Linked DNA regions of Homo sapiens: region 1 is linked to region 2. Evidence: chromatin loops called from intact Hi-C (ENCODE). Cell type or tissue: endothelial cell of umbilical vein. All regions are shown on one strand. Each heading gives the region's core, and the rest is flanking DNA. Links, peaks and the distances in the headings are about the cores only. Region 1 overlaps SCFD2 (sec1 family domain containing 2). Region 2 overlaps SCFD2 (sec1 family domain containing 2).

Region 1 (2,831 bases), core at 245-2,744, 96 kb after region 2:
AGAAGGAAGAGCCTTTCCTTCTCTCCAGCTGTCTGCCTATGTATGTATGTATTTATTTATTATAAGTATAGACTCATGGATTCTTAATTCAATGAGTTGTAATGAATGAATTTGGGTACCTTATTGTTTTACATTTGTCAAGTAAGAGCTCCTGCAAGCTGGTTCCTATATTTTTGTTAGACATTGTGAAATTCCCCTACATAAGATTTACACCCTTTTGCCTTCCTGAAAATCATGTATAAAAATGGGCCTGTTTTTCTTCAGCCTCACCAACAAGCTTTTGTTTTTTTGTCAAACTGATGGATGAGAAATTGTTTTCAATATAATTTTAATATGAATTTTCCTTTTATGTAAAATTGAACATATTTTCATATTTTAATGTAATTTTATATCTTTTTTGTGTATTTTCTATTCCTGTCTTTTGCCCATTTTCTAGAGTACTTTTGATCTCCTTTCATCAACTTTTAAAAGTTCTTTATAAATTATGAATATTAGTTCTTTATATTATTTGCAAATATTTTCTTCTAATTTATTTGTCCTATCATTTTGCTTATGGTGTTTTTGCCATTCAATTTTTTTTAGTCAAATATGTCAATTTTTAAAAACTGCATCTGGATTTTTAGTCACAGAAGGCCTTTTCTACCCTCAGATTATAGAGGAATTATAGAGGAATTTATCCATCAAAAATTACTTGTATACTTTTACTTATTAAAAATCTGATCTATTTGAAGTTTGTGCTTACTGGATGACATGAGGAATGGATGAAAATTTATCTTTTGGAAATGGCTTTCCAATTGTCCCAACAGCACTTATTAAAATGTTCTTTGCTGCCCCAGCATTTTGAGTTGCACCTGTATCATATACTAGAATAATTTCCACCTGTGGTCAGGTCTTTTGCTGGACTTGCTGTTCTGCTTCATTGATTTGCATGTGCATTCATGTTCCAGGACCACACCGTTTTACTTATACAGATTTTGTGGTAGGTTTTAATATCTGATGTGGCTGTTATCTCCTCACAACTCTTTCTTTTCATTGTTTTTCTTGATATTCTCTTTTGGCTATTGTTTCATGTGAAAATTCATGTGTAGTAAAGTTCATTTGTTTATTTCCCAGGGGAGAAAAAGCTTATTGGTTTTTTTTTAATTGGGATGTCACAAAATTTATAAATTGACTTAGTGAGTACAAACATCTTTTGATGACATTGAGACATCCTAATCAAGAACCAGGAATGTCTTTCCATTTGTTCAAGTCTACATTTGTGTTTTGCAGAGTGTTTTATTAAAGTGTTGGTCCTATAGGTTTGAAACATTTGGAGTTTATTTCCAAGTATTATCTCTTTTTTCCATTGTTGTTGCAAATGAGGTTTTTCTCTACCATTATATCTTTTAAGTCACCCAGTGGTTCTTAAAGTTCTGATTAAAAGCACTACCAACTGCATTCTTTTCCATTTGAAACAACTATCTCAGTACAGCCAGACTGTGTGTTATGCATCAGAGATATTTCTTCCATGAGTAATTTCCTCTCTATCAGCAGATACATTTTAAACTTCACACATTACTGTTAACTAGAATCTACTGGAACCCTTCACTATCTAGAATTTAAAAGATCAACTACTATCAAATTAGAATATCATTCTGAAAACTCTGAGTTGCTCTTTGAATCAAAGAGAGTCAAAGAGTCAAAGAGAGGAACAGGACCAGAGAGAAGCCCCAATCTCCTTAGCAGTATGTCAGCATTTGGAAGTGCAGCTCTTTGACTAGGTTCATATACAGCATAGGGGTCCCTGTTGCAGATCCATAAAGCCACTGGTCCTGAGTTTCTACAAGTCAATCCTCTTTATAATGCATGAAAGCTGAAGTGTGTTTAAGTATTTTACCATACAGAAAGTATTGGTAGTTTCTTCCCTGTCCATGGAAGCTGCAGTGCTTCATGTAATCTTTGTGTTTGACATTTTTCTGTCTCCATCGACGCATTTGAAGTTGTGCCAGAGGTGGATATCTGTCTTTTTTTATACTTAATCTCTCAACTGTGGGTTTGCATGATTCATTCGAAAACATCATTTGGGGGTCGTGGTGATTATTTATGCAAAAATTCTGAGTATTTGCATAGTCATGAGATTTTAATGAAAACTTGCAAACCATTTTTTACAATTTACTTCTAACGTTGGTTATATCCTACATTCACTAAAAAAGAGATACTGAAAAATACTTAAAAAGAAAGCAAATTTTTGGGACCCAGAATAATGCTGAAGTAAAGCCAGAAATTCAGTTTCTGTAATCTTGAACACTTACTGGGTTTGGGCTGATTCCATAGGGAGCCTTATGTGTCTGTTCATTCTTTCCTGCTCCAGATTTTATTCTTACAGTACGCTTTGTTGGAATAGTTATAAAAGCAACTTTTTAATAATAAGAATTTGTAATATAGAACTAATGACCTTTCAACACCTAATTTAACAAAGGTAATGTAATTTTGCTATCTAGCGTGGATAGGAAGTGGTTCTTATGGCTAATTAAATAATCACGTTATGAAACCATTTCTATCCATTCATTCACATATGCACACATGCATGTGTACACATTTATTTTTTGTTTGTATAATTTATTTAGTATTTCATAACTATGATGGTACTTCTGATTATTGACTTCAGGACCATCACTAGGTGCCAGACACTATTATAAACAAGGTATTTATTCTTCTTAGAAGCCCTAGTAAGTAGTTGCTATTATTATCCTACATTGAACAGATGAGAGAACTGAGGCAAATTAAATAACTTGCCCAAGTTCAACCAGGTAGTAAATGTTGGCAATTTAATTCCTGAGCTCTTAACTACC
Region 2 (2,831 bases), core at 181-2,680:
TCTTGAAAAGGAACCTATCACAACAGTTGAGAAAACCTGGGTGATAAAGCATAGGAGCAGTCCATATTCTCCAAGAAGTATACATATGAGGGTTCTTATAGGATCTTTAAATGAACACATGTATACACACATGCACACACACACACATTCACTCACACAGCATAAAACCAAAACATCCCCAACTCCAAAACAACTTAAACAAAAATGGACAAGTAGAGAGAGTATAATGTATAATAATAAGACTAGAATAAACTATAACTTGAAGTACTGAAACTGAAAATTTATAGCATTTAAACATGATTACAATAATTGCTGGCTTCATATGATATTTCATAGGTTTTAGTATTCTTAGGATCTCTTTTTTTACATTTAAAATATTAGATTATGTGTCTATAAAATAATACTTTTAATATAATTTTTTAGTTGAAATTATTAGATTTAAAAAAATCCTGTTTGAATTTATAACAGCCCGTCCCCTTAAAGCCAGCAGGCAGAAAACAAGCAACTCAATTTGAGTTGAAATTGAAGATGAAGATAAACAACAGTACTTGCCTAAGATGATAGGAGGTTTGATTCTTTTAAAGTCAAATACAGTAATTATTGTTTTGTTTAGTGACCTTAAGGCTTTCAATTATTAAATAAAAGCTGCAATCACTCGTATTTCCAGAATTAAGAGAAATCCATATGGATCACCATTATGCATGGAAAAAAATTGCCATTATATATCTATATGTTTTATCTTGGGACATGGTGAGGACTTTGCATTTTCCTGTCCGCAAACTCCCAGAATTTTGTTAAGTCATTGGAAGCCAAGCATTAAGTACAAATAGTTTCAGTTTCCATATTTCCTAGCAGGCCAGCCAAGAGCCATCCTAGACAGATGGAAAGAAAAGGTTTATTCCTGGAAAATATGAAGACATTCTTATACTTGTAAATATTTTTTTACCCCATATTTTTGAAATTAACATCTCATTAGCATAGGTTACATTGACTTGTGTTTATAAACCAGCTCTGCATTTCATTTTAGAGCAAGATGAAATATTCATTTCTTTTTTTTTTTTTTTTTTTTGCCATCTTCTAATGTCATATTTACAATAAAGAACATCTGGATATTTGCAATTGGAGAAGTCTTCATGCTTTTGAAATATGACATTCAATAAATAGTTCTTTCACTGCTAAACAGCAATCAGCATGTATCAGATTGTTGGACAGACTTTTTCAATAAAAAGCATTTGCTTTTTCTATTGTTTAAGACATCTTAATATTATAGGTAGGTGGTAAGAAAGCAGGTTAGGCTTTGGGGAAAAAATCTGAAATTTTGTAATAATTTCTGTAATTATGCCAACATAGTTAAGTCTTTATGAATAATGGCCCTTTTTCCTCTTTTGGGCTGACCTGGAGTCCTTTTAAGTGTGAGCATGATGTTACAATACTGCCCCCTACTGTAAGACTTTGGATAATCCTTTCAAAGGAACTTCAAGAAAAACCAGAAGAAACTAACAGATGATTGGGGACAAGCATATCTTATTACATTTGGCATTTTGAAAGTATGTTTTGATGAACAGTTCAGGCCTCTTAAATGCAGAACTCTAGAATAATAGTATAATACATACTTTTGTTTCTCAGTTTGTTTTCTTTTGAATTAATGTTGTTGCTGCTCTGTTCCTTTGAGTTAAACAGAGGAAATTTTCCTCCCCCGCCATGCTTTGGGATGATGGATCTTACTCCGGGTTTTGTGAATGTGTTTCTGTTTTAATTAGTGTTGGTTTCAAGGAATTGTGAATCTTTGAAAAAAGCACACAGGGTGTCTTTGAGGCTGGATAAAGAATGATGCTTTTGTCTATCTTCCGTGTGGCTTTGGTATTTTAATAATAATAACCAATTTTGTGGTAAAGTATATCGATTCAACCAATCCTATCTTGCAGTTCATCCAGTCTTAAATCTAGCTGTCTCTAAATAGCTTTGTATTCTTTTGCATTGAGTAAAACTATAAATTTATGTGAACAAGACATTGGCATGATTTAGACTTTTTTTTTTTTGATGAAAAGTTGAATTCTCCTTCCCCCACCCCTTTTTATGGATATTGCTTTAACGAAATGATTTCAATGACATTTCTTTTGCCAATGCATATTTTCTGACATTAAAAAACAAATCAAAAGCCACTTATCATATGAATCATTGTTAAAGTCAGCAGTAATCCACTGTGTAAAATCTCCCTGCAAAGGCGCAGAGGCTAGGGGCTTAAACCTGGAGCACATTAAATTAGTTCCAGTCTCTCGCGAATGGTCTTTGCCTGGCTTGCTTAGGCAGGCAAAACGGAAACAGGCAGTTTATAACAAGAATCTGCTTTAAAAACCATGGGGTTCATTGGAGAAAGATTTATATCCTCCACTTATATAAACATTACAAATGTGGACTGCAAGTAGGAAGGAAACCTTTATCGAAATCTCTTGAAGAGCTTTTTCACTGAGAGTAAAATGGACAGCATACACTGTTGTTTGAAGACACGCCAGCATTTCGACAATCATGTTTTTCACTGCTTTGCCTGATTAAAATGTAGCATTGTGAAGACTAACCAGACCACCTACTTTCAATTTATTTTCATGATGAGACTATGTTGGCATCAAAAGAGGAGTCAAAAGACTCTGTGCCAAAGGAGAAAATGATCATTTAAGGATTTTTAAAAAGACAAAGTAATTACATGAAGTCTTAGGGTAATGGAATCTGGACATCAGTTTCTGTCACCTCCTGATCTAAAATTATTTTTATATATAAACACTATCCTAGATATCATGTTGTCTTTAGGATTGTAATAGAACACAGATGAGGCT

Evidence for each region. Peaks named below come from ENCODE experiments on the same cell type or tissue, not always from the same donor. Only the 100,000 strongest peaks of a DNase experiment are listed, where the experiment ranks them.
Region 1: it touches region 2 in a loop (6-fold over the local background); 3 of 110 quality-filtered maps call a loop at or near these places.

The regions. Positions count from the first base shown.
Region 1 is chr4:53,100,160-53,102,990 of GRCh38, reverse strand. The region is part of intron 5 of SCFD2 (sec1 family domain containing 2); the gene reads left to right. Among named protein-coding and RNA genes, the nearest start is that of SCFD2-AS1, 170 kb to the right of the region's middle. In endothelial cell of umbilical vein, for the core only: no CTCF peak of the experiment used is centred there; DNase peaks (open chromatin) are centred at 1,480 and 1,960; H3K27ac peaks cover 2,500 bases.
Region 2 is chr4:53,195,986-53,198,816 of GRCh38, reverse strand. All of the region lies in intron 4 of SCFD2 (sec1 family domain containing 2), which reads left to right. Among named protein-coding and RNA genes, the nearest start is that of SCFD2, 170 kb to the left of the region's middle. RefSeq lists an enhancer at 1-2,831. In endothelial cell of umbilical vein, for the core only: a CTCF peak has its summit at 1,424 (motif pointing left); DNase peaks (open chromatin) are centred at 1,446 and 2,386.